Regions from separate parts of the Mus musculus genome. Here all the other regions are linked to region 7. The links are chromatin loops, found by intact Hi-C in ENCODE. Cell type or tissue: left cerebral cortex. All regions are shown on one strand.

Region 1 (4,000 bases), 210 kb before region 7:
ACAGGCCTGTGCAAGGAAGACGATAAGTTCCCTCTTCCTAGCTTGTGTCAAGTTGACAATAAACACTAACCTGGAACACTTTTCCTTAAAATCAACGAGGAAAGCAATCCTCTTTCTTCTTTCTCTCTAGGTCCTATTCTCCAGCAAGCCTCTAACTCAGTCTCTGCTCCCCTCTCTCACTGCGGGACAAAGGAAACCCGGGTATGATGAGAAAGATTTCAAAAGGCAGAGGGTGCACTAGAGACTTGGACTCTGACAGCCTTCTAGAACCTATCCAGCTAGCTGGCACCCACAGAGGCTAGGGCTAGGAAGCTGCTTGTGGCCTCTTGCTGAACACTCCCCACACACTGTCCATGCCTCTGGTCCTCATCCTTCATGAAGAAGTAAGCCACAAGCTGGTCCTTCAGATAGCTCCTGACCCCAGCTGAAAGGCTGGGGATTTGAAGTCTGGAGTGGCTGTGCATAGCTCAGGGATAAAGCACTTGCCTGGTACCTGTGAGTCCTGGCTTTGATCCCTATCGTGGCCAACAAAAATCCATAAATAAATAAAAGAGTTCTCTGTGTTCTCTCCTCAGGTTGCTGTGTCTCCAACCCCACCGTCTTTCATAACAACTGAAGGGCACCAGGCAAGAATGAAGTGTTGAGCCTCATCATAGCTCTGGCAGTAAGAACATGCCACCCGGCTCTGGGTTTGCAGTGTTCCCACAGAGGTCTAGCCACGAGAAAGAGGAAAAAGCTTCTACAATAGTCAGCATGTGCCCAGAGCAACGGTTGGCAAAATTACAGTTATGAAATAGCAGCAGAAATAATTTTATGGTTGGGGGTCACCACAATATGAGGGACTGTGTTAAAGGGTTGCAGCAATTGGAAGGTTGAGAACCAGTGATCTAGAGAAAGGAAGGATGCTGAGTGGAAGCCCTTTGCCTTCCTTCCAGCAATGCTGTGGCACAGGTTTACTCAAGACAAACAAACCAAACCAACCAAACAAACTGATTGTGAGGTTGGCTGGCAAAGGGGGCAGGGGCACAGAAGAACTCAAATCTTCTCCCCTAGTAAGTATGAGGGTGGAATGTCCCTCAGGCCCTGGCGTGGGGAGCGCTGCTCACAGAGTGGTTAAGCAGAAAGTAGTTAGTTTTAGAACCAATCCGTTGTGCAGTTGTAAGGTGCTCCCCCCCCACACACACACCCGCCACGCTTCTTTGCAGGTTGCATGCATCTTTTTGGAGAAAACTATGTTCTGCCTAGGGCTTTGGAGCTTGTCACGTCAAAGTCATTGGTTAAGTAAATTGGCTGTGCCATTGTGTGATGGTTCCTTAGGAGCCAGTTTCATGATGCTAGAGTAGATTCTGGAAGCTTTTCCTGAAAAGCAACATAAGCTCTCGGTATGGGAGGAACTCATGCGCAGGCCTTTGCTGAGAAAAGGTAGTAAGTAGGTGAGGGTAGGAGTCGCACAGGCAGGCAGATTCTGAGCTTCAACTGTGGGCCCTTAGCCCATCTGCAGCGCAGGAGGGTGCCACTCTGATAGCCTGTGGCACTTAGTGGGTACAAATCCCAAAGCTCAGAGCAGAAGTTCAATTTGTCCGGATCACCTGGCCTTGGCCCTGCTGCAGGGCCACCTGGTCTCTCCTTGTGGACCAGATTGGCAAAGGACAGAGATCTGGAGAAGAGGAAATCTCAGCACACATGCGCAGCACAGCTTCCTAGACTTTGCTCTGCCCCCTTTGCTTCAGGCTTACGGACTAGGTAACAAACGAACAGACAGCTTTCACTCTGGAAAACACATCAAGAGAAGTCGGCTCTTAGGATGCTTGCTGTGCCCCTCATTGCTTGCAAACCTTCTCAGTCCAAAGCTGGACCAACTGTAAACCAGGAACAACCATAAGGAATGCTCCTTGGGTGTGCCATTAATCTGCATCTCGTCTAGACTTCCTAATTCCCCTGAGAGGAGAGGGGATCTTATCAGCATCTTCTTTCTGACAAGCAATAAGTTCACACTTATCTAGGCTGATGGCTCTGCAGCTCCCTTCAGTGAGCTGGTGATTTCAGATGTCGTGAGAGGGAGTTCTCTGTGGAAGGATCACATTCGAAGTCCCAAATTAAAACTAGTTTGGTCTGATTGTCTTTGATTTTTATCCGGTGCATAAAATGGCTAGTTTCAGATGCAAAAACATAAAATAAATGGTCGTGCAGCTCTGAAGTCCCTTCTCCTTGGAGACACATCCCGTCAAGCTCTTTGCTGCTGCCGCCTGACGATTTCCATCTGCCACAGTGCTGATCTCTCTTTATTCTTTTCTATTTTCTGTCCTTCTGCTGCGCTTCCCCCAACTCTTACCAAAAAAAGAAAAGCATAGTGACTCTCCCTGTGTCTGTCTCCTCTGTCTGAGTCGTGCACAATTTTAGCATGGATGTCCCTTAACAGTAAGAATAGTTCCTTCACGAGATGACACTCGGAAATCTAGACACGCATATTTAAATGATAAGTTAGAAGCAAGAAAATGACGAAAGTTGTCATTTGTCTCTCCAGTAACAATTTCTTTGCAAATCCCAGCATTCAGACGTAGAATGTGAAGCCTAAGAGACTATCTCAGGCCTCTGGAGAGAGAATGCCTTCCACAAACAATCAAAGATCCTCCACCCTCCTCCACATCCTCCCCACTGCTGCCCCGTCCCTATCCTGTCATCATCTCGTCTTGAGACTACAGAAGAGACTAGTGGAAGACCTATGTTCCAGCATCCCTTGAGGGAGACAAGCAGGCTTCAGGCTCCAGTCAGGAGAGTGCAGGAGTGTGGATGGTTTGAGTGTATCCCAGGGATGGTTGGGGACACTGCAGAGGAGGAGGGTGACCGGGAGGAGACAATGAAAGCTAAGTGTAGCCACTAGTGACGTGTTGGAGGCATTCAAGGGGTTGGAGTCTCCAAGCCTTGGTACCCACTGTATGGAGTATGAGGAAAGGAGTCTGTAGAGTTGTTTTGTTCTGCCTTGTGGGCCCAAAGAGGGTGTGGGTGGTATGGATAAGGACTGGTCACAGGTGGATCTACAGTAATCGATGCCACTTGTTCCCACAAGAGTCTAGTTTTCCCCTTCTGGAAGCTGAGTGGAGTTACTGTGCTGTGTCTGATGAGCACAGTTCAACAGAAGGAACACAGCACGACCTTTCAGTATGTGCTCCCAGAAGATGACCTCGCCTTCTCTCCTGATCTTCTACACTGGTCTCTCCTGAGGCTCCTGCCTGAGTAGCTGAGGAACGCCATAGGTGGGTAACCTGTGGAGATCCCAAAGGGTAGCCTATGGGAGACTTCAAATGAGAGCAGAGAAGCTGGATCAATGTCAGGCCATGAAAACTATTAGGTGACTCTGCTGTGCTGGGCCACTATGTTTGGTGGCTTCTGATGCAGTAGTAGTGGGTGAGTGGGACACAGGGGAAGAGCCGGACCAGGTGGAAAGCACATAGCACACACAAAGAGCTCCCACAATGAAGGGAGCCAGAAGAGATTTGCCAAGGCAGGCTTATGGCAATGCGTATTAGACCTTGTGACAGCAAACAGGAAAGGCCATTCCAAGAGCAGGACACCAGGTGACAATGTTGCCAGGTTTGTTGTCTATATTGTTCAGGGAAGGTTCTGCATTGCCACGATCCTGGCTTCTGGGCTGCGGCTGGGCTTGGCCAATGGGAGACACTGGCAGTTAATGAGGTGGTAGAGATTCAGGCAGTTATGACCTTCACCTCGTTCCTTGGTCTTGTTTTCTGGTGTATCTTCACTTTCCTCGGTCTCTCATGTCACAGCTGCTGCCATGGGCTTTTTGAGCTCACTGAGAAACTAACTATGAAAGTCTGATGCCCTGCTCACCCACCCCAGACTTCAGACTCAAGCATGGATATGTAAAGTGCTCTCTCTCTCTCTCTCTCTCTCTCTCTCTTTCTCTCTCTCTAAGACCTTTCATCTGGGGATGGGCTGACCCCTGTGGCAGAAAGGAGAGAACAAGGAAACAGCCCAGGGA
Region 2 (4,000 bases), 490 kb after region 7:
CCTTGTTACCTATTTTGATGGCCCCTGAGATCCCATATACCCTGTCTAAACATCACAAGCTGTTGCCATTCTTCTTGGTTACCCTCCAGGACTCTATTGCTCCATTGCTAAAGATACCATATACTTGGACCATAGAAGACAGAGAAATTAGGGTGATATTGACCTGGGAGCTTCATCCCTACTAGCTAGATTTCATAGTATCTAAAGGTTCTATTGCAATATCATGGAAGGAAACTATTCAATAATCTGTAAACCCTGCAAACTACCATAATGATTGGCCCAGACGAGATGTGCAAGAGTAAGACAAATGTTATGGGAGTAAGTAACTACTTTCTGATTTACAGTCCTTGGAATTTGTGGTTGAACACATAAATGGAAAGTTTTAAAACATATTAGAAATAAGAAACTAAACAGTGACTGGCCAAATTTACAAGGGTCCCTTTGAAATAATAATAATAATAATAATAATAATAATAATAATAATAATAATAAAAAGCACAGTAACTAAATGGTTTGGTTTGGTTTGGTTTGGTTTGGTTTGGTTTGGTTTGGTTTGGTTTGGTTTGGTTTGGTTTGGTTTCTTAAGACTTGAGATACCGATGTGTTTCTTCAAGAACTAAGTGTGTTTATTCTGATTGGTGTCTATTTGTGGTTTCCCAGATCACCCAACCTACAAATCAATGCATGCTTCCCAGGAGAAACCCATGCCAACAGCGCTCTTCCTGTCTCCACCTCTTAGACCTTCCTGCAGATGTCAGCTCTCAGGCGCCTCACTGGCACCTCTCTCTTTGGAAGCTCCTGCCTTTTTCTTGGACTTCCTCATGTGGTTTCTCCACCCCCTCAACTTAGCCGTCATTTTGTCTGAGTCCAGTGGCCATGGTCACGGGCAGTGTTAGCCTGCCTCTCTTTTTCCATTACTCCTAGAGTATCTCATGCCCCTACTGTGAAGTGTGCTACTTTGTTACTGTGCTTCTTACCACTGGCTGGATGAGGTTTGTTTGTTTGTTTGTTTGTTTGTTTGGTTGGTTGGTTGGTTGGTTGGTTGGTTGGCTTTTGTTTTGTTTTGTTTTGTTTTGTTTTGTTTTGTTTTGTTTTGATTTGATTTGTTTTAATGGACATGCTTGTGCCTTACTTTTAAAGGTACTTAATTCTGGAAGCTTCTGGGGCTTTAGAAGTTCCCTGGGTGGCTTTGATTTGCAGCCAACCATGAGAAACACGGCTTTCAAAGCATTCGGTTCTACATCTAATCCTTGTTTTTACAAATATACTTAATATTTTGAGTCCAGATTGCATTGTGTCTTTTCTGTTTCTGTACCCACTATACAACTTGCCTACCTGTTATAGAATACTCACAGACAGCTTGAGTGATTGCTTGGCAGATTTCAAATGATGTTGGATAACACTCCTTCAGACAGAAAGGCAGAAAGCTGAAGTTTGTTCCTGACTCTACAGCTAGTGAGCCAGCCCTCCCTGTATTTCTGCTTCCTTGTTTTTAAAATGAAGGTGATAAGGTTACCAAGGGTCTGGGATCTTAAATAAAAGGCTAGATTAGAAGCTTGGGTATTATTTTCAATATTTCAGTAAGCCACCGCAAATTCTACATTGCATACCAGTTTTCATCTTATCACTTTATTTCCTATTATTAGTGGTTGGCAGTCGGTAGAACCAAAAGGAAATCTCAGTAGTGAAAGAGGTTAAGACATTTCAATAAGATTCTATGGCTCTCCTTGCTCTGCGTTTATGGTTCAGCTGTTTTAGGAAAGATCATAGTAAAGAATTTGGAGTTTGGCTAATCTGAGTTCAAATACTATCTTCACAACCTGCTAACTGGTACACTGAGCAAGGCACACTCATTCCTTCACATGGGAGTATTAATGATGTTCATTGCATAGATTTGTAATAAGGATGAATACATTGTATGTGGGAATCCTTTACCAGCCATGCTGCAGTTGTTAAGTCAGTGAGTAACAAGGAACGTGATGGAGAGAGAAACAACACTGAGAACTAGTCCAAGATGCAAGAAATGTTCCTCTCAGGATTTAGGCAACCTGCAGACTGGGGACAGTTCACAGCCGGCTCATGTTTGGGGAATAGCCTTTCAGCTTCAGAACACACTGCGTCTTCTGCTGTCTGTCAGTGTGGTGCAGCCTGCCACAGAGTGTGGCTCTCTGTGGGGGAGCACAGATGCTCCCCAAGGCCTGCTTTCTCCGTGTTTCTGTGCATCTGGATCATCCAGAAGCCTTTGCTAACATAGATGCCAATTCCCAGGGCCAGCTGCCAGATATTCTGGCTGAGTAGTTCAGGAAACCACATTTCTGCATTTTTAACAAGTCCACAAAAACTCTCTGCTCTAAGGGAATTAATCTAGAAGAAAAACCCAAAGCCCAATAGACAGGCAGATGGTGAGGTGATGGGGACATTTACAGTGACTGTTGGGGTCATTGTGTTGAGAAAGGCATGTTTATGTGTGAGCGTGTGTGTGTGTGTGTGTGTGTGTGTGTGTGTGTGTGTGTGTGTGTGTGTAAGATAAAGACAGACAGAGTCAGACAGAGTCAGACAGAGACAGAGACAAATGAGACAGTTCAACAAGAATCAGATAGCAGGCAATACATACGAGGAGGTCAGGAATGCTTGCTGGCTATGCATGTGGCCCGACTGTGGAGATGAGTCATGGAATGAGTATGCCTGTCCTTAGAGGAAGTCAGTGTTCCCTTCCTAGGTAGGAGATGACCAAAGCCCCTTTTCTTTGCAGGAGCCTAGGGATGGAGATAATCACACAAACAGCTTGTATCCCCATCTGGACAACCCAGAGATGAGAACTCAGCCACCATGAGGGCCCAGCTTGGAGTTCCTTGCAGGCTGCCAGTGCTTCTGCACTAATATTTTTCTTCCATTTCTTCATTACTGTCAACCCAAGTAGAGTCACTCGCCCATTACTGTAATGTTCAGGATACTGAGGGTGCTGTCGATAATTGTGGCAGTGGCACTGTTCCCAAACCTACCACATGGCATCTGGACCACAACCTAAAGAAGAGAAATTTCATCCAGTTGGAGGCAGCTATTTTCAAAAACCTTGCTCCGGAGTCCTTTCCCTTGTTTTGTCCGTTCTTGCCAAACTGCTGCTGATTCAAACTCTCCTCTGACAATGGCATGCCACCATCGTGAGCAAGACAAATACTTGATGCTTTGGCTGATTCTGCTTTGTCTGGCATAGACCTCATTTGCCCTCCTAAAACATTTTGTTGCAATTACTGTGAATGTGGGTAATGCTAAGAAAGAATAGCGCTTCCCCCCTAGATACTACACATTAGAGTTCTATATTCCTCATATCCACTTCTCTGAGCCACACTTGGGAAGGAAATGTCCCCGAATTGAAATAGAAAAGGAGTATTATGACTTCTTAACCTATTCTCATACTGAGTCCTTATCTGAAATTGAATCCAACTTAAGAATCTTAACTATCAACAAAGAAACTCAGGGATAAGTGTTACTAATTCTCCATCCAAAGTCCCATTTCCATTTGCAGCTACATTGGAATAAAGCCATTATCAGTTTATGTCCAGACGGACAGTGCTCTGCATTACATAAAAGTGTGGCTCACATGGCAAGGATGGCATCTTCTCAAATCCTGCTTCCTCTCTGGCTTTCACATGAAACCCCTATTTTGCCCATCTCTGACTTGTTCATTTGCCCAGGAGGCAGAGTTGCTAATCGGCTGCCTATTGCCTGAGTAAGGTGACCCCACTGGAAAGTAATGGACTGCTGTAAACGCCATGTCTTAACCGTGTGCAGCTGAGGATCGGCTGGCTGGCTGCCAGGGGCTGTTCTGGTACTCCTTCCCACTTCCTCTTCTTCTTCTTCCAAACTCAGGTATGGACCAAGACAATCAGGACCTCCGCCATTAGCAAGAAGTATTTTTGCTCCCCTGTGTCCTTAAACCTAATACAATGTTCCAATTCAATAAGCAAAGGCACCTTGAAAGAGGAAGAAAGGGTGATAA
Region 3 (4,000 bases), 61 kb after region 7:
TCCTTCCTTCCTTCCTTCCTTCCTTCCTTCCTTCCTTCCTCTCCTTCCTGATTCTTTCATAACAGAAGGGAGATGGAAGTCAAAGGAAGGAAAGAGACTGAAATTTAGTATCCTGATACTGAATCTGAATACTCCTAAATTTGAATAGTACCTTGGGATTATTCTTCATAGAGAAGAACCTAACACCCAACACCTTCTCCTTTCTGCAGGTGGTACTTCTCCGTCTGAGTGTCTTGGCTTTTCCTCTAGGTCCAATAGGGAGGACTCACAGGCATGTTCCTGGACTACAGAGCTCTGACTTTACATGTCAAGGCTTATATCAGTATCCATGTCTATGTGGGAAGATGGGCTTGCCAGGAAGTATAGCTTAGCGTTCCTGCAAGTGAGAGGAGGTACCAAACCGACTTCAAGCCATACTTCTGCTAGAGTGGTTTGCTGAGAACACTCATCAGCCAGTCTCATCTCTAGTAACCACAGCAGACTTCAAACTCTGTCATTCGGGTGTATGGGGAGTCAGTCAGTCTTCCACACCTGAACTGCATAATTTCATCAGTGCCTGGTGGACAGGCTTTCCTCTGTGTAGCTATTCCTCCTCCGTCTCTCTCGCCAGCAGACCTCCCCATTGTGGTTCCTTCTTGCTGTGACAAAGTCAGGGATTAAAGCTGCCCCCCAGTCCTATTCCAGGAGCAAAGCCTCCCAGAAATGGTGCTCGCCTCCTTGTTGAACGGTGAGAAAGACAAAAGGCAGTTCCAGAGCAAGCATGTTAAAGAACCCTGATTCCAGAGTTGGACCCTTGGACACTCCCTTGACACCCTGGTTCCATAGTTTCTCCCTTGTATGTTACCCAGTTGCTTCTTAGCTTTTATTTCCTGTGTGACTTATTTACTTCATTTATCACTGGGAAAGGGCACGTTTTTGTATTCTCTGAATGTATCCTAAGTACTATGGGAATAGATAACCAGCAAGCATTGACTAGACTCAGCTCTCAACCTTCTGCTATTCAACTCTATGGATTTAAATTACTTTCTAGCTGACGTAAGGAAGCATTCTTTATATCCATCTAGAGAAGTGGCCCATCCTCCCCAAGTGACAGTGTAACCTGGCACTTCTTGTTTACTTTTGGTTTGCTTGACAAACCTCAAGCACTTCTTTTGCTTTTGCAAGTGGTCATGGCCTTGCGTTTATAATGAAAATGAAACACACGTGTTACAACATGAGTCAAAAAGTCAGAGCTGAACATGTTTCTTTGCTTGGCAACATTTTCCTTCACTGCACACACAAGCATATATTTTAAAAATTCACATGATACTGCCATCTGACTCATCAAATATTAATAAAAATAGAAAATTATCTTTTTTCTCAAGAAATATCTTCTTTCTACCACAATTGTAAGGAAGACCATTTGATTATTTCTAAGCTTTCCACACCACTCACGATGTCCCTGCAGAGAGACTTCAGTGTCACCAGCATGGACGATTACTGTCACATGTTACTGTGAGCAAAGGTAAGCAGGTATCTTAAGCTAGATAGTATATCTATTTCCAATGTGATTTACTTTTGCTTGAATCCTTGAGTTGTTGAACTGAAGTTGATAGCAATGTTTCACTGTGGCTGAGGCTTAATGAAGAGAGCGATATGAGGAAAACTATAATTCCTGGCCTTGGGACCTGTATGGAAAATGTGTTAGTCATCTCAGGCTCACTCACAGAAGCCAAATTTGTTATGCTTGTTTCAAATGCATTTTAATTCTGGTTTCTGAGTTGGCCCCAGTGTGGGAGGTTTACGTGTGACCGGAAAGGATGACTAACTGCCTGCTATCAAAATGGCCATCTGTAGTAGAAAACTCAAGGATTTAAGCAAAGAAAGCTGGAAATAGACTACTAGAGAGATGAGTTGTGGGGCTTGTTCTGAGGTCTGCTTACCTTTGCTTGGCAGTAACCTCATGGACAAGGTAAGCAAGGACAGGAGCAGGTTTTCTTCCTACTGTCACGCACTTGTCCTTGGGACCCCATTATGTTGCCTTCTGTCTTCTAAGTCCAAGGCTCCCAGAGGTGGTGTGTCTTTCAGTTGCACTGGGTGCATCTCATCTTCCTGATGGGAACTGCATCACTTTTATAATGGGAATTGAGAAGAGGCACTGCATATTGTACTAGACCATCCCCATACCCAACCTTGGGGGAAATTCCAGCATTCTCAGTGGGAAGGATTGCAACTAAAGGAAATGGGGTCATCTTTTACAATCTTTCAAAAAGATATGGAGCCGCCTCCCTCAACTCCGAAATCCCCTTCAACCTTGAGAAAAAGGGCAGTGGGCAGCCTGGAGCAGAGATGGGAGAGTTGTGGAGAAGCATGCTAGCAATGGGAGGGTTTCCGGAGGCAGCATGCCACTCATCTTGATCACCAATGAAAACAAGTCTGTAGAAGGGAATGTAGAGTCTCTAGGGGGCATGGATTTAAGTACCACTGTAATGGTTAAGCCCCAAGGGGGACTAGCTCTTTTCTTGGGAGATCTAGTACCTACAATTGGAGAAGGCAATGCTATTTCAAGACAGTGAACACTATCATTTTCAGGGACAAAATTCTTATTTAAGAATAGTTAAAACAAACAAACAAACAAACTAGCTGAAATCTATAACTAACTTAGTATCAGAGTATTGAATGTGTCCTTCCAAAAAGATATGTTGAAGCTCTAACCCCAACTCTCCAGGATATGACTGTATTTTGGAACTAATGTCTTTCCAGTGTGATCATTAAGGCAGGCCTTGATCTAGTAGGACTGGTGTACTGTTAAAAGGAGAAATTTGAACACAGGTATGAAAAGTCTCCATGAGCTGAAAGTAGAGATTGAAAGAATGCATCTAGCCAGCCAAGAATTGGCAGAGCTCTCCCCCAAACCACTGGAAGCTTGAAGTGAACCCTAGACTAGGTTCTCTCTGCTTCTTTAATCAACCCCGGGTGGCACCATTACCTCAGACCACAGCCTTCAGAGCAAAGAGACAATGTAGTCTTTTGTAACTATTGCAGAAGTCCCAGACATTAACACAGGTGGTAAAATAAACCAGAGAAATAATTCAACACTGAATGAAGTGTTCCTGGTGAGTTTTCTGTTGTGTGGAATTGTGCACTTGAGGGATGGGTGAGGAAGACCATATCTGAAGTCTTTCTCGAGATCATAATCACGGTGATTGCTTGTCCTAACACAGGACACTGAAAAGGAGCTGGCGAGTACAGGCATCATCAAGTGTGACCACAATATGCAGGACTTCTACCACGCAAGACTCAACTCTGGTTGTGTGCCTCCTATAGGTTTTGTTTGTTTGTTTGTTTGTTTTTCGAGACAGGGTTTCTCTGTGAAGCCCTGGCTGTCCTGTCCTGGAACTCGCTCTGCAGACCAGGCTGGCCTCAAACTCAGAAATCTGCCTGACTCTGCCTCCTGAGTGCTGGGATTAAAGGCGTGCGCCACAACGCCCAGCTCTCCTCCCATAGTTTACCCCCTTCCTTGCCATGCAGCTTGTGTCTTTCTAGAGGTTACACCTGCTTTACAGGTGGCTCGATTTTCTTAGCTGGCTTCCTAGGTCAGAGCAATTTAGGAAAAAGAGAGAAATTAGTGTAATTTTCAGTCTCAAGCTAAGTCTTGATATTATTGCTGCAACCTTAGCCATCAGTTTCCCTGAGGTATGAAAATGTTCACCATCAGGCGAGCGCCACAATTGCCTCCTCAGCCTCATTATCTTTATTTCTTTCGGTTGAGAGTTTCGCTTCTGGTGAGCGGCAGATCATACAGATGGATGACAAATACGGCGCGGCTTGCTCTTAGTGGATCAGTTTTAAGGTAATCTGTTTTCATCACATCGAGAGGTCGGCCAGTCAGTTAACATGAAGAAAATATTAAGGGCAATGTTCTTTCATTTAGGTAAGGCAGGAGATAACTCACGCGTTATTTTTTTTCCTACTTAAACACTAAAGGGAAGCTGTGAATGAAGGTTTGCTGAAGAAGAAA
Region 4 (4,000 bases), 500 kb after region 7:
CCAGAGTGCTGGGATTAAAGGCGTGCGCCACCACGCCCGGCTATACATCACTCTTAACTGTCCTTCTTCCATCAGAAACCCACATCTGAGCTAGTCTGGCTAGATGGAGATTGTTGTTCTCTGTATAGCTTGCTATGGAAACTTTAGATTCTTATCTTGTGGGCCATAATTACTTGAATACAGGGTTAGGGAAGAACTGTGGACAGTAAAGGATTCCTGAACTTGATCAGCCAAAAATTAATTCAGAATTAAGCTCAAAATGAATCCGGCATATTTCACGCAGCATTTGCCCATGCTGTGTTTATTTCTTGGCTTCGTTATCACCTTGATTGTGAACCCCTAACCTGCACACTTGGTACTGCACATTGTATCACACCATGCCAACACACATCCCTGAAGTACCTTGACTCACATGCAGAGTTGTTGTATGTTATAAATGCCAGCATTTTATTGTGCATATACAATGTTCTGCTCCTTGTAGAGACATATGGTTTAATAGCGGAAAACAAAGATTTAATAATTTGTATTATCCTTCCTCAGAGTGTAAGTATCAAATCAGTATATCTTGGATTGGATTGCTTGAATGTTTGATCTTTCTAAATTGCTATGCGAGTTTGCTGACTTAAGTTTTACATACCCCGCCCAAAATAAAACCTCCAAATTAATTTTAGCTTGGGATTAGGACAGAATTTCCAACAATTTTTCGAAGTGGCTCAAAATATAGCTTCTGTCATTCTGTAATGCATATTTATATGGAACAGCAATCTTGGCATTAATTATTGTAGAACAAAACACAAATCAACTGAAAAATGTTGAAGCAGCTCTGTGTTTTACACTTGGAAATGTTCAGCCAAGATCTAATTCTTTGTGTAAAAATCGAAGCAATGAGGACATCCGTCTCATTGTGTGCAAATTCGCTTTAGTCTCCAAAATAAAATTTATGTAAATAAAAATTGTTTTAAAATAAATTTGATTTATTATCAGTAAATGTCTGATCTATACACCTGTTTAGTGGCATCTAAAAATTTCTTGAGCAAAAAGGACTGCTAGGAAAGAAAGAAAGAAAGAGAGAGAGAGAGAGATCGAGAGAGAGAGAGAGAGAGGAAGGAAGGAAGGAAGGAAGGAAGGAAGGAAGGAAGGAAGGAAGAAAGAAAGATTAAGAAGCCTTGAGTTAAATGATCCTGCCTTTTTTCTGGACATAATATTTCAGAGAGTAAGTTCACATACTGCATATGTTGGAGAGGAGTGTTTGGTTCTTTGGTTTTAGGGGTGTGTGGCTAGCTGGGACTGGAGAGACTGCTTATTCAGTAAAGTGCTTGCCAAGCAGTCATGAGGATTTGAGTTTGAGCACCACAAGTCATATTTAAAGGCCAGGCTTGGTAATGCATCTCCGAAATCCCAGGGCTAGACAAGCAGAGACAGGCAGATCCTTGGAGCTTGCTGGCCGCCAGCCTACCCTACTGAGTGAGCTGCAGCCCAATGAGAAACCCTGTCTGAGAAGACAAGGTGAACCTGGCCTCCACAGGCATGCACCCTACAAACACATGAAAACACTCACATGCGTTCATATATGTATATATGCAGGTACACAAAAGACCAGGTTATTGTATTGTCTCCTCTAAGGTATATGCTCATAGAAAAGTATTGTCTCTTCTAAGGAATATTCCCATAGTTGATTGAAATAAGGAAGGACAGTGCACATAATGATCGTTTTAGCATTAAAAAATGGTTCTAGTTTATCAGTCATCCCCTTCTTCACACCTGCTCGTGTCCTAGCTTTTCTGTCACCTCAACAACAAAGGACATCTTGGCTTTTCTATAAAATGTACTCCCACACCATCCACCTACTGATTTTGCTCATGTGGCTTGCTTTGTTTTCCTGCCTAGTAGACCCTACCACCATAACCAAGGACTTCAGCCAGCTCTGCCTGCACTAATCCCTTCCTCCAGCTGGGTGGAGAGCTTGGGTGTGAGTATTGTGGTTCCCATGTGCCACCTGCTGGTCTCCTGTGTCACTACCTCCGAAGTGCCGCCATAGTGCCATGTTGTGCCTGAAGAGAGGGAAGGAGGAGCCCTTCACAGGAAAACACAAATAGACCCCAGAGTCTTGTTTGGAGGTTGGTCAACTCGTTCTCACTGTGACTTGATAGTAGAAATGGAGAAAGAAGTCCCCCAAACATGTAACCCATGTTTAAAAATTCTTAATCCTCAAGGCATCTCTAATCACGCATCCCCCTAATCCGCAAGACGATGCTCAAAAAAGAGAAAGCAAGAACAAATTCTGTATTCCTATCACAGTTGAGGTTTGTGTCGGATGAACAAGTAAGTAAGGATTGAGAGTCTGAATTTCAGAGCCTATGTCAGTCTCTCAAATGAACTAGAGAAGATGGAGGAGGGAGGAAAGCTGAGAAAGACACAATACACCAGAATTATTACTTAATATAAATTTAATTATCCCTATTTAAAATGTTGAGCTTTTTTTTTCTGTCATTTAAACTAGCCTGTCTAGAATTTTTATGGAGCAATAAACTAAACTAGAAAACTCATTGATTATACATTTATTAAGAATCAGATGAAATCTCTAAGATATAAGGAAGCTATCTAGCCATAACAAAATCAAGCCAATGGCAGCAACTCGGCTCATAGCCATGACCCAGTGAGGTTACTCAGAGATCTCCTGAGTCTGACTGCTGATCTCTACCCTAACCAGGCTCCCCAGCTAACCGTCAGCATCAATGACTGCACGGATGCTTGTGTTTCCTCCTGGGGAGTCTTCATCGTGAGCATCCCTAACCTCATTTCTGAATTTCTAGATGTGTGTTTATGTCTTGTTTTAAGAAGTATTTATTTCACACTGTGATATATTTCAAGCATTGTTTGATGTAAAATACCTTCTCTCCATGTCAAAGAGAAATAAATAAGTATGTTTCATTCCTTACCCAAAAGCCAAAGGAACTACTCAGGAATGCCATCTTCCCCAGCATCCTCCCACCTGGACCCACACCAAATTCCCCCTGCTGAGACACAGGTCTCAGTGAGGTATGAAATCACAGCCCCCTTCTCCATACTCAGTTTTAAAATTCTAAATAAGATATAACTATGTAAGCTTTTCTTTTCTTAGCACTATACTTCTGGGTTATTCCAAGGGCATTGGTAATTGGAAATTGGTATTCCCACAGCATCTTAGTTTCTCTGTATTTAAAGTGGGGACGCACATCAGTATGTTGAGAGAATTACATAACTGCAGTGTGGTAAACACTAATGATGGATTACCGCTTTTGAGATGTGATATTTTATCCCCATGTCATTGACAAGGGCAAATGTACTGCACTGAGCTAAAGCACTTAACATCCGTCCTTTCAGCATAAGTAAACACTACGTGCCAACCAATAAGCACGGAGTAGGAACTCAGGGTTAAATAGGCATACAGTCCCTACCTTTACCATTCCATAGGCTGATCAGGACCAGAAAGATAAGCTGTAAAATTCTGAAACTACTCAGCTGGTTTCTTTTCTTAAAAAGCAGTGTATCATGGCAATGGAAACAGCTTTCTCCTCACAACTATGATGCAATGAGCTCTGCCCAAATCGTGCAATTCTAACCTTAGTGTGAAGGAAGCATACAGCCAATCAAGTGGGATCGCCTAGAAGAGAGTGGAAAGTCTTTAGTGTAGGTGGTCATGGGTGCTCAAGATAAAAGCTATTTCAGGGGCAGTCTTAAGCTAAGGAAGAAAGGGAACCACAGAATTCTGCTGTTCAAAAGAGGTCTTTAAGAAGACATGTCCTACATAGGTGTGACGGGTACACCTTTATTTAATCCCAGCACCAGGGAGGTAAGAGTATGCAAGTCTCTGTGAATTCAATGCCAGCTTGGTCTATATATCGAGTTCCAAGCCACCCAGTCATACAAAGTAAGATCCAACCTCAAAAGTGTGTGTGTGTGTGTGTGTGTGTGTGTGTGTGTGTGAGAGAGAGAGAGAGAGAGAGAGAGAGAGAGAGAG
Region 5 (4,000 bases), 230 kb before region 7:
TCCATACTGTTGATGTACTGCTTTTGGAAGCAGGTCACTTTCCTGTTCAAGACATTCTGAAAGGCCCTGTGCTCCCCTTAGTTTGGTAGCAACATGACCTGCCTCCCGTTCAACCTACTTGTCACTCTAGTTTCTGTGCTATATCCCACTAGCTAAACAAGCTCTCCCTTTAGGACTTTGAACTTTGTGCATCTGGAATATTCTTCCCACAGTATGAGAAGTCTCTACATCTCCACTGCTCCCGCAGTGGCTGTGCTACCTGGAGTTCCGTGGCCGCCTTACGGTTCCTTTCTAGTGTATGTTAGCTGTTTGCCTGTCGTTTAAGTCTTCTCTCTAGAATACAACTTCTGTGTGAAGTATTTCTTCAGTGGCTATATTTCCAGCACCTAAACTATATAGGCACAACATATGGGCGTGATTATTTTTAGAATCTCAGAGTAAAATCTGGCTTATACACTGTGCAGGGTTTTGAATGTCTATTCAAGAAGAGTATAAGCCAAACTTTTCTTTGTGAGAATTATCTGATAATCTGAGCATTGAAGTTGGGAGTCTATTGTATTTAGTGGATGCAGGTCAAAGCTTAGAACACAGAAACTGTATAAATAGGGAATGGACGTGGTGGACATTTAGAATGTTAAACCTCCAGGTTCCACTATCAGAGGGTTAGAGTCTAGGTGGGACAGCAGTGGCACCATTAGCAGAAATGAGGCAAGAGGAGAAGCCAGCCACATGAGGCTGGATAAAAAGGTTTTCTGAGTCCAGTGAGTTGGCTAGAGAGAGAGATGGGGGTTATGCTCCGGATGGTAAGGGAGCAAGGAGAGCAGGATTCAGATGCAGTCAGTAACAGGTGTCAAGTGAAAAGGCCTGAGGGCCCAGCATGATTAGCTAATGGGAGAAAGAAATAACCAGCTGAGTAACGCAGCCAGAAAAAGAGCAAGAAAGTTAAGTCAAAAGAGAGAGATGCAGACCAAGAAAAGCAAAACGTGAAGAAAGGCACATGATGGGGTTAGAAGTTACAGCAGATAGCCTAAATAATCCATCCCACCATGGTAAGCCTACGTGAGCATGCTGACTGAGGTCAAAGACATCTGCCCAACCTTTCCTTCAGGAAACTAGTCATTTATCACCAGGGATGACAAGGTGTCTACAGTCTCAACCTACAGGACTGGCCCCTTCCAGCCCTGGAACATCCTGGGCTTCTGAGCAGCAACAGCCTGTACTCCCTGTAGATGAAAGTATGAAAACCAAACTCACAAGGCCCTTCTCCGGAGCTGGCCTGGCCAACCAGAGAGCTGACAGCAGCCCCTTCCGCCTGGGCGGCTTGTAAGCACATGGCTCTGATACAGACGAGCCAAAGAGGGTGTCTAAGAGGCTGTGGAGGGCCCAGGAGTGGGGCTGGGCATACGATGGCCAGGTTTGGAGGCTTTCTTTTCAGTCCTGGGTAGCAGCGTGCTCTGCACATTAGAGCCTCGTCACTGATGGAAAGAACTGATGTGAAATGTCCATTGAATTAGAAGTCCACTTGAGGCATCCGAGAAATGTCAGCAAGAAATCGCAAGGAAGTTATGAAAAGGAGAAAAGATGATTCTTTAAATATAGTTTCAACTGTTGACATTTCTGAAAGATTGCAAAAAAATAGTTATAAATTCTTATTCCAACATGCAAAGTTTCTCACCGTTAGTGACTGCTAAATATTGTAAGAGACTCTGAGGATTGAGGGCAGCCTCTCTAGCATTAAGCTATATTAAGAATGCAAACCGGGTGTGGTGGCGCATGCCTTTAATCCCAGCAGAGGCAGGCAGATTTCTGAGTTCGAGGCCAGCCTGGTCTACAGAGTGAGTTCCAGGACAACCAAGGCTACACAGAGAAACCCTGTCTTGAAAAACAAAAATAAACAAACAAACAAACAAAAAAGCAGGCTCAGGTTTTCAGACATTCTGGAAAGGTTTTTTCCCAAAGCATCTAATAATGCCCCCTCCTCCACACACTCTGACAGACAGAAGACAGTAATTTTGTTGTTATTGGTGGTGGTGTTTTAATTTAGCTTTTTGTATGTGGTTGTTTTGCCTGCATGCTTGTGTGTGTACCAGGAAGTGCCTCTGGAAGCCAGAGGAGGGCACCAGGTACCCTAGAACTGGCGTCACCGATGGGTAAGAACTCATTTGGGCACTGGGGATTGAACCCAGATTCTCTGGACGAGGAGCCAGTGCTCTTAAACACTGAACTATTTCTCTAGACTCAAGAGAATAATATAAACCACAGAATAAGACTAATGAACTTTATCCAGGTCTTGGAGGAGGGTTTTTAAAGTTTGTTTTTGCTATTTTTTATATGTAAGAATGGACCCCATATGCATGTTTGAATGCCTATCATCAGGGAGTAGAACTCTCTGATAGGATGAGAAGGATGAGGGGATGTGGCCTTGCTAGAGGATGGGCTGGAGGTTTGGAAAGCATACGTCCACTGACCCAGTGGTTTTCTTTCTCCTGGCCTGTGGACCAGGATGTAGCTCTCACCTACTTACTGTTCCAGCACTGTGTGTGCCAGCGTGCTCCCCACGGTGGTGCTTTGAGAAGAGGTGAGATGTAGCTTGGGGGGGGGTGTCTCCCTGTAGGGAGGAAGTTTTGGGGTGGGAGATTACTTTCTGACCCCTTATGGCCGGCTTGGATCTTCCAAGAGGAAAAAAAAAAAAAGTCTGCTGTTCATATGGAGCCTTGATACAATTGTCCCATTTTACATATGAACCTACTGAGAAATAAGTGACTTTCTCACATAACTTGGTGATTTTCAGACTTATAGCTTGTTTGCCATTGGTCCTTCCTTAAATAGGGATGAGGATGGGGGAGGGCAGGTGGATTCCTTCAGTTGGGCAAATTGATCTTTGAGAAAGCCAGGCTATCTATCACCTTTAGACTCTTTAGAAACCTCGAGGGAGCTGATTGCTCTGGGTGCCTCTTACGGAGGGAATGCTGGCCTCTGTCCACTTTGTCACAGTTTCCAAGTGCATTTAGAGCGTGGCTCTCATTCCTGAGTGCTGAACTCAGACATCCCACTGACAGCTTGTCATCGTTGCTGGGGTGTCTAATAGTCACCTCAACCTCAATACGCCAAAGCTGAGCTCTCCGCCTTCCCCTGTGCTTCCTTCCCTGCCCACGGTCTTCTAGGTGTAGTTAATAGCATTCACGTGTTTCGCTTTCGTGGAGCCTGAGCAGCCCAGGATTTCTAGAAGGCTGGTGCAGCCCACACCCCTGAGGTGCACAAGTTTATCTGGAGGTGAGGCAAAGACCACAACCAATGTTGATGTATTCAAGTTTTGTAACCCGTAGGCACATGCCTATGTAGAAAAGTTGGATTTTGATTGCCAAAGAAGGCAAAACATCTCAAAATGAAGTTGAGCTATCTTTGGGCAGGATGCAAACCGCCCATGCGCATCTCACATCTGAAGCGACGTGTGATTTCTTCCAGTCTTTCAACTCAAAAAAGATGAACAGATTTATCTGACACGTCCTAAAAATAAATAAATAAATAAATAAATAAAATCCACTTGAGCTGGAAACTAAGTATAGAAGTGGGGTGGGGATATATATATATATATATATACACACATATATATCATATAAAATATGTAACATATATATGTATAAAACAGGGCAGTATATATGTTTCAGCTATGAGCATCTTCTGCTGGGAGTGGGGTGGGGGTGGTGTGGGAAAAGAACCAAAGTTCCCAGCAACAAGAGTTGGAAATGTGTGTGGAAGGTGATTAGAGATCTTCCTCAGAGTTAAGAGCCATGGTTGGAAGTCCAAGCTCCTTTTTAAGAAATCTGCAATTTCCAGAACAAAGCCAGATGCTGGGACACGGCTGCCCCTGATTTGGGAGTGTGAGTACACATGGATACAGGCTGGCAGCTGGCCTCCTCGAAGCCTTGCCACGCCTGACCAGTGAGGGAGGTGTCCCTGAAGCCTGTCACACAGGCACAACTCGTATCTGGGGATATCA
Region 6 (4,000 bases), 140 kb after region 7:
ATTCTGTAAAATTTGTTCTCTTTTTCCACCTTTACTGGGGTTCTGAAAATTGAATACAGGATTTTGGAGATTGAACGCAGGTCTCCAGGATTAAGTGTCTCTATTCACTGAGCCCATCTCACAAGCTTGGGTCCTGGATATTTTTCATCCATTGTGCTAGTTATGACTTATTGGATAAATTATACCACCAATATACCACCATTATTACTATAGGAAAGTATGTGCTAATCAAGTCATTTAATGTTTTTTTAGTGTATTGTATACTCTTATTCCTCATTTAAAATTACTGTTCTATTATGAATTATACTTTCTATAGCTCCATAGATATGCTTACTTTGTCTTCACTCTAAAAAATTTCTTCATGTATCTTCTTTTTATTAGTATTTATATTCCTTTTACACTTGTGAGTATTTGTCTGTTTGTATGTCCATGTACCACATGTGTGTCTTGTGCTTACAGAGGCCAGAAGTGTATGCTAGGTACATTGGAACTGTAATTATGGATGGCTGGAAGCTGTTGGTTCAGTTCTGAGAAACAAATCTGGACCTTCTGCAGGAGCAGGAAGTACTCTAAACTTTTGAGGTATGCCTCTGGTGCAGCTTCATGTAGCTTCTATAAAGTAAGATTAGTGGGCACAAATTCCTATAGTTTGCTTTTATTACAAGAAGTTTTCCCTTTCCTTTCAATTATGACATATAGCTTTGTTGGTGGTATATAGAGTAGTCTGGATTGGCAGTTATTGTTCACAACTGGAAATATAACATTCCAAGCCCTCTTGGATTTATATAGGTTTTGAAAAAATATGTTTTTATTCAAATGGTCTTGCCTTAGTATGTGAAATTGTGTTTTTTCCTCTTGCAGTTTTCTATATAATTCCCTATGTTTATATGTTAAATGTTTTAACTATCATATGATAAAAGGTGTATCTGTGGGTCTTGTCTGTTCAGTGTTCTAAATGTCTCCTGTATCTGCCTAGATTTGTTAACTGTTCCATTATTTTATTGAAAGGGTTTCTATGCTTTTAACATGAAATTATTTTTCTACTATGCCTATTATTTATTGATTTGGTATTTTCGCAGTGCCCTATAGACCTCAAATGTTCTGTTCATACTTTATCTTTGACATCATCTTAAGATTCCAACTCCTCTCTCTTGTCTTCAAGCTATCTTACTCTACCATTCCTTTGATCCATTCTACTGGTGATTCTTTCCACTGAGATTTTTATTTAGCTTCTTAGAACTTTCATTTCCAATATTTCAGTTGGGTTTGTTTTTTTTTTCAAATTTTGTATCTTTATTGAATTTCACTTTTATATCCTATATTGACTTCCTTATTTTATATAGCTGTTTGGTTTTGCTTGGAATTTGGTTAGTAATTTTTTTTGTGTCCTCCTTGATTTCTTTGAACATATTTACACTCATCAGGTTTTGGGGATTTTTTTTTGGTTGGAAGTTTATCTGATTTACTTTCTCTAGGGCCATTAGTAAGGCATTTGTCATGCTTACAGGATTCATACTGCCTTGGATTTTCACATTTCCTGTGGTTTTCCACATCAAGGATTAGACCATTTGTTGGATTTTTAAAAATTAACTTTGTTCTTTTGGAGGGAATATTTGCAATGCTCAAGAGGAACTAAATCATATTAATTTGATCTATCTTTCTCTCTCTCTCTCTCTCTCTCTCTCTCTCTCTCTCTCTCTCTCTCTCTCTCCCTCTCTGTCTGTCTCCTTTTATATGGTTTTAGAGGAGAGAAGATTAAGTTGTCAGTACTCCCCTGAAGGTAGACTAATGTTTGCAAAACAATCAGGGTCACAGGTGAGACCAGCCTATCATTTTAGGGAGCAAAGGAACAGTGATAGAAAGGAGTGCACAAGACAATCATTACTGTAGGTGAAGTGGGAAGAGGCTGGGGAGAGCAGAGATTAGTATTGCGTTGGCAAAGAAAGATGAGAGGAGAGAAATATAAACAGCTGAGGAAGCAGGAGAGACAAGGGGGATGATTTGGCTATTTGAGCTAAGGGTATAATGAAGATAGAGTTTAAAAAAAAATGCAATCAGATAACCAAAAATAGCTGCAGCTCTCCAGGGGCTAGGAGACAGAGACTCACTAACCAGGTCAATCTATGTTCTTTGAGAAAGCCTACCAAAAGGAAAATGGGAAAATAAAGAATAAAGGAAAAAGAAGGAAAGAAAGAGAAAACAGAGAGAACAAAGAACAGAACCAGGCAAAACTGGTCTGTTTAACTGGCATTGGGCATTAAATATCAGGAAGGGGAAAGTATGAAGACTGAAAGTAGTTTCATCTTCTTGCTGGTTCTACCTGGTCTAATTTAGGATTTGAGTCTGTGTTCCTATGAAAAGTCTGGCTCCAGTCAGGTTTCTACCCTGCATAATGCACACTTAGTTGTAACTCCCTTTCCATTAGTCAGTCTAGAGGAACTATGTTACTGTATTTTAAGGTACCATTTCATGTCACTGGCTTGAGGTGTCTCAAGAAAATGGTTTCAGGGAGTAGCAGTTGAAGAAGTTATCTAGAGTGACAAGCCGCTGACTCAGCAGAGTGGTGGGTTTTTTTGTTTGTTTGTTTGTTTGTTTTGGTTTTGTTTTTTTTTATCTTTGAATTGTTTGTGCACAAGGTACCTGATTTGCCCATCAGAACCAATAGGAATATATAAACCAGTTACAGCCAGCTTTTATCTTCAGAGTAGGAACTCATAATCTAATTGTGACACTCAAAACACCTGCGTCAGTAGGAATAATCAAGGATATGATTCTTCAAGAAGCAATTCCAAAATCTTAGTGACATGCTATAATAAAGTTATTTTCACTGCGGCACTAAATATCCATATGCACAGGCTAGGGGCTTTGCTCCAAATCTCTTCCTCTCAGGAGCCAGATATAGAAAATCATGATTGTATAAAACGTTGTCAACTGCCATGCCAGAGGAGTAAGAGCTCTGCAAAGTCTAACACCCACAACTGAATGCTGAGTCAAGAAATAACATGTGTTAGTTCTGTTCATAACTCAGTCTCTAAAAGTAATCTGTCCTTCCATCTTTTGTGCCCTGGTACCTCCTTTGCAGAATTATTCCTGTACTGTGGGGTCATTATTAGGCAAAGTGGGAATTACTTGAATATAAGTGCTGTGGCATTACAGGAGTGGGTCTGATAGCTGGGGTAGCTACTGCACAGTTGATGGGCAGCTAGCACATTCAGCATAGATACACTGGATAAAAGATGATGCATGTCTACGGTAGGACAGAATAGACCCAGATGGTGTGAAATGTCATCATAGTATTCAGAATGATGCACTTTTTAGAACTTAAAAATTATTTATTTCTGAAACTTTCCATTTAGATTGTGGTTGACAAGAAGTAACCAAAACTGGAGAAAATAAAACTGTAACCATGTGATGAATACTGCATGTATTTCTTCTCAGTTGCAAAAGCTGCTGTCACAGCTATGCTAAAAACTGCCAGCTTCCTACCCATTCTTCCCAAGTTTTTCTAATAAACTATCCAGTGCTCTGTGTGTGTCCTGCAGGTGTACCTGTTCTGGCAGAATGGACTGTTCCATTTAAAGATAATGGGCTCACAAGTATGTCCTTTGGGGCACCTTCACACCTCTATATCATGGAAAGCACCTCTTAGTTCACTTTAGAGGGAGAAAGAACACAGATTAGGTACTATGAAGGAATAATGGACTCTTGCTTTCCCATGGAAACAGAGATGTCCAGGAGGGATGCAGGGCAAGGGCAAGTAATAAGGCCTTATCAGAAAAAAAGAAGCCTCATTTTCCATGCTCAGATTTTATTTGTACAGTCCTCATGTTGATCTTCTTTGGGGTGTCAAAATGTAGCACAGGGGTGCCTCAACTCATCTATGTTCCTTAAGCAATATGTCTACTAAAAATTCAGTATTCTTACATGTAAAGTCCACTATTGTATAGTAAGAACTCTAAGAGAATGTTAAATCAATATGAATAGCAAGAAAACATCAAGA
Region 7 (4,000 bases):
CTACACAGAGAAACCCTGTCTCATAAAAAAAAAAAAAAAAAAAAAAAAAAAAAGGAATTTAGCAATCACCTGATATTTCTATGGAAACAAGAATTGTGATACTCAAAGTATACAAAGTTATAATGTCTCTGAGAAAGCAGGTATTTGGGGCTATTCCCACTTGGGTGTTCATGTCCTCTAACATTCATTAGTCTGATGAGCTGGAGGAATCTGTAAGCCCCATTTGTTGCTTCTAAACACAGGATCTCTGGTTTTTCTTCTGACTCCTAAAATCATTATCCAACTGCCCACTGCACATCTCCATCTGGATAGCCCACAGGACTTGATTCAACATGTCCACAGTCAAACTCATTCTCTTCATTTTTCAAGCCTTCTTATTAATCTTCTGTGTTAGTGAGTGGCACCATCGTGACAAAGTAAACCAAAGCCCCCGGGCTAATTCTATGAACCTTCTTCTCAGGCTTATTCATCAGTCACAAAACCCAGTCCTTCGGGGCCTTTCAATTTTGTTACTATTTTCTTTGATCCCTTTCCCACTGCCTTGGCTTACTACATTTGACCTCTCACCTGGCCTATTCTAGCAGTTTTCTGATTGGTTCTCCTATCTCACTATACTAGGATTGATTGCAAGTGAAAGAACACTCAAGCAGACACATGTAACATAGAAATTTAAGATGCTCAGTCTGGGATGGGCATGGCACATCCTCTGACTGTCTCCTTTTCTGGCAGGCCCTCTCAATGAATAGGTTAATGATAGCTTAGTTCTAGGCTTATAGAAAATTTTTATTTTCAGCTGAAAGAGAGTCTATTCTTTAGCTGCTTCAAAAATCTCAAGGTAGGCTCTGTTTGTCTATTTACCATACCCTCTGCCTAAGTGAGTCAGGTCAAGGTGTTCTGATGTAGACTTTGTCAGCTGGGAAGGGTTTATTAACAGAATGGAGAAAGTGGATTTGGAAATCCAATTCCATGAAATATTTCTAACACAAGCTCTGCCCATGGACCTGAATGGTCTGTATATTGAACCATGCCATCCTCAGGTAAACCTTCTCTTTTTCTAACACCTTAATGTCTAAATAACATAGGTAGCTCTCTGAACAGTGTCTGCTTCTCCCCTTCCTTTGTTTCCACACTGAACTCCAAGGCTCATCTCAGAGCATCCACGAGCTAGCCCTGTCTTGATTGGCTTTCTTTTCTTTCTGGAGGGTCAACTTCTTAAGGCCAGGGACAGACACTTTGTGTTCTTAAATACACAGTTGGTACAAAGGAATATTTGTTGAATGACTGAATCAAAAAAAAAACACAATAAAAGTTAAATGTTTATTAAAGACATGGTAGAGAGGACAGATCCAGGCTGGTGATATTCAGAAATTTAAACTACATGGACAAAGAGTCAGAGGCGAACAGTCACTTTGCATGCGGCATATGACTATTATAGTAGTATTCACAGGCTACTCTGTTAATTCCTTAAGTGAAGATGATTTTAAGGGATAAATCTGACACCATTCTAACTGTTCTTTCTCTTCATGTAGCTGTGGTGGCCTGAGAACATTTCCAGGGCTGAGCTTCCATATGTTACTAACCAAGTCTGGGCAGTGAGTGGTCACTGGGAAACTGCGAGCATGGATCGCTCTGCTTCCTGAATCTAAAATGCCCCCGAGTGTGAGGTTGAGACGGAAGCAACCACTAAGCACGCAGGCTAATGGCCAAGGTCATTTTCCCAGGGAGGCTGCAGTGCAGCTGTGTCCAGTGCCCTGGGCAGGACTTGAAAGAGTGCTGGTGCCTCCCTATCGCCAGTGTCTGGGAGTAGGAGCCCCTCCTCCACGCTATGGGTCTGCTTTGAACAAGGTCCAAAGACAGCTCCCCTTGAAGAGTGAATGCTAAACAATTCCACCTTTTCCTCTAGGGGATTATTCAAAGGACATTTTTCGTTAGGACTTTTCTAAGAATTTAAGAATGGCTAAATTTGCTTTCGATCGGCTTGACGGAAGCTGTAGATAACGGGGGTTGAGGTTGGATCACTCTATCAGTTTTTGTCCTGAATTGACTGTCTCTAGAGTTCAAATCCTCCTGGAAAATGCCAAGCCTCAGTTTCACTGTGCTGAGCTAAGAATGGAACTCGGGTTTCTTAATTCCTCAGCCAGAACTCCATCTATTAGAACACTGTGCCTCTCAATTGTGTCTTAAATTAGGCATACAAATGAATTCACTCACACTCTCTCTGCCTACCAAGTTCCTGCGAGGAACTTCTCAGCACTTGGTGACACAGTTGGGAAGACTTTCCTCAGCCTCCCTGGTTAAACTCTTCACAGGCTTGGGTCAGAGAAGCTCAGATGGGAAAGCTGAGCCTCTGTGAATCTCACAAACTCTGCAGTTACCACCACATCCCCTCTCCCAGTCACCAGTCAGCCTGCAACAAAGGAAGTGCACCAGGGGCCTTGCTTAATCTGTTATCCCTGTGCAAGCTGCAGAGATTTATACAGGGAGGAAAGAAACTTGGATGAAGCCATGCATGGAGGCTCGGGGCTTGCCATACCCTTCCTGAGTGAGGCTTTAATGATTGCAGCAAATTCCCTGCACTGTTCTGACCTGGCTGCCTAAGGGAGCTTAGAGCAAAGTGCCTTCAGTTTATGATGAGTCTACCTTTGTTTGTTTGTTTGTTTGTTTGTTTGTTTATGCATTCCATTTTGGCCATTTGAAGCTTGCTGGAGAATTGGGGGGGGGGGGCACACCACACAACAAATCCAAAAGGAGAATATAAATATATCATTTGGAATCTTGCATAATATCAGCCAATGGCAACAGCAGGTTTTTGACAGGCCTGCGAACTTCCCCAAAACAACATCCTGCCAGCCTGGCTGTGATTCAGGCATGAGTCAATGCTGTGAGATGGGGTTGCTGCCAGCCGCTTCCCCAGCCGAAAAATGGCCTCTCCTCCAGGCCCTGGTAGTCTATTAACATTTAGAATCTTGCCTGGATGGGCTTGTGATTAACAGCACGCTCGTCCCCCTAAGGTAACAAATAATCTGGGGGACTCTTCTTTCATCATCGGGATAGTATTGGGACAAAGAAAGAAAAATGTCTCCTCACAACACAGCTTTGATGGGAAGGGAGCAGTAGTAGTTTGCACAGCTGATACTGTTATTAGAGAGTGGAGACAAGATTCCCCCACCCCCTGGAGTCTTGTTATAATGAGGCCCAAGTACACTATCACCTTTTTGCAATCCAAGCAAGTAATGGAGCCCGCTGAACTGGGAGGGGATGTCATCTGGGTCATTAGAGTCCAAAATGCTGTGGAAATAATTCCCCACCGTTATTAGAAGGCGACCAGCTAGAGAGACTTTTCTAGAGACCTCCACTTTAAAAAGGGGCGTTTTTCTGTACACACGAAGCAACAACCGCAAACCTTCTGCTCATACCCAGTCTTCCACCTTATTGGACTTTCAATGATATTTTTGATCCTTTGAGCCAAGATACCCCAGTCTATCACTATTGTATTCTGTGGACTGACTCAAAGAACAGCTACAAGACTTAAATCTTTCTCCAATAACTGTGCAGTCGGTCAGGAGTGAGACATAAAGAGGAGAAAAAAAAAAACCCAAAACAAAAAACAAAACAAAAAAACCCCCAAGAGTTCCTTCTTTCTCATTCCTTTGCTCCAGGGCCAGGAGTGATCTATGCAGCCAGCAAAAGGGACCAGCTCTGAGCGCTGCTGCCATTTAACCCTTTGATTAGCTAATCAATTGTGCTACTCCAAAAGCACATGGGAACTCATCCCTTCAGAATAGAAAATAGAGAACAACTTCATATAGCCTCAGTTTGAGAATGCAGGTGCTTCCAAAGTCGGTCCAACCTTTCGACTTTGTGACACCATGTGGTCATCTACAGAGCTCATGCCCAAGAGAGTTACCACACAATGTTTTGTGATTTTTGTCTTGGGCAGCATTCACAGGGCTGCAGATTAGATGCACTCAGCTGCTGGTATTACTCTGTAGCCTTTGTT

Evidence for each region. A loop is a pair of places that touch in the nucleus more often than their neighbours do. Peaks named below come from ENCODE experiments on the same cell type or tissue, not always from the same donor. Only the 100,000 strongest peaks of a DNase experiment are listed, where the experiment ranks them.
Region 1: it touches region 7 in a loop (2.7-fold over the local background); 2 of 42 quality-filtered maps call a loop at or near these places.
Region 2: a loop joins it to region 7, with 2.3 times the contacts of the local background. A loop is called at or near these places in 2 of 42 quality-filtered maps.
Region 3: a loop joins it to region 7, with 8 times the contacts of the local background. A loop is called at or near these places in 2 of 42 quality-filtered maps.
Region 4: it touches region 7 in a loop (2.1-fold over the local background); 2 of 42 quality-filtered maps call a loop at or near these places.
Region 5: a loop joins it to region 7, with 3.0 times the contacts of the local background. A loop is called at or near these places in 2 of 42 quality-filtered maps.
Region 6: it touches region 7 in a loop (2.1-fold over the local background); 2 of 42 quality-filtered maps call a loop at or near these places.

What each region holds. Positions count from the first base shown.
Region 1 is chr4:33,518,847-33,522,846 of GRCm38, forward strand. Gm52726 (a long non-coding RNA gene) reads left to right here. Exons shown (of 3, transcript XR_003955376.1): 3 at 576-2,375. Among named protein-coding and RNA genes, the nearest start is that of Gm52726, 11 kb to the left of the region's middle. In left cerebral cortex, no CTCF peak of the experiment used is centred here; a DNase peak (open chromatin) is centred at 2,317; H3K27ac peaks cover 1,535 bases.
Region 2 is chr4:34,224,005-34,228,004 of GRCm38, forward strand. No RefSeq gene overlaps it. Among named protein-coding and RNA genes, the nearest start is that of Gm33286, 82 kb to the right of the region's middle. In left cerebral cortex, no CTCF peak of the experiment used is centred here; DNase peaks (open chromatin) are centred at 2,257 and 2,965.
Region 3 is chr4:33,793,891-33,797,890 of GRCm38, forward strand. The region is part of intron 3 of Gm33059 (a long non-coding RNA gene); the gene reads left to right. Among named protein-coding and RNA genes, the nearest start is that of Gm33008, 3.1 kb to the right of the region's middle. In left cerebral cortex, no CTCF peak of the experiment used is centred here; a DNase peak (open chromatin) is centred at 1,777; H3K4me3 peaks cover 152 bases.
Region 4 is chr4:34,229,495-34,233,494 of GRCm38, forward strand. No RefSeq gene overlaps it. Among named protein-coding and RNA genes, the nearest start is that of Gm33286, 76 kb to the right of the region's middle. In left cerebral cortex, a CTCF peak has its summit at 1,984 (motif pointing left); DNase peaks (open chromatin) are centred at 1,423 and 1,992.
Region 5 is chr4:33,507,693-33,511,692 of GRCm38, forward strand. It overlaps Gm52726 (a long non-coding RNA gene), which reads left to right and starts at 1,879. Exons shown (of 3, transcript XR_003955376.1): 1 at 1,879-3,273. In left cerebral cortex, a CTCF peak has its summit at 2,093 (motif pointing right); DNase peaks (open chromatin) are centred at 3,313 and 3,853.
Region 6 is chr4:33,877,206-33,881,205 of GRCm38, forward strand. No RefSeq gene overlaps it. Among named protein-coding and RNA genes, the nearest start is that of Gm33105, 25 kb to the right of the region's middle. In left cerebral cortex, no CTCF peak of the experiment used is centred here; DNase peaks (open chromatin) are centred at 2,391, 2,933 and 3,180; H3K27ac peaks cover 783 bases.
Region 7 is chr4:33,733,379-33,737,378 of GRCm38, forward strand. No RefSeq gene overlaps it. Among named protein-coding and RNA genes, the nearest start is that of Gm33059, 46 kb to the right of the region's middle. In left cerebral cortex, no CTCF peak of the experiment used is centred here; DNase peaks (open chromatin) are centred at 1,763, 2,205 and 2,871; H3K27ac peaks cover 1,779 bases.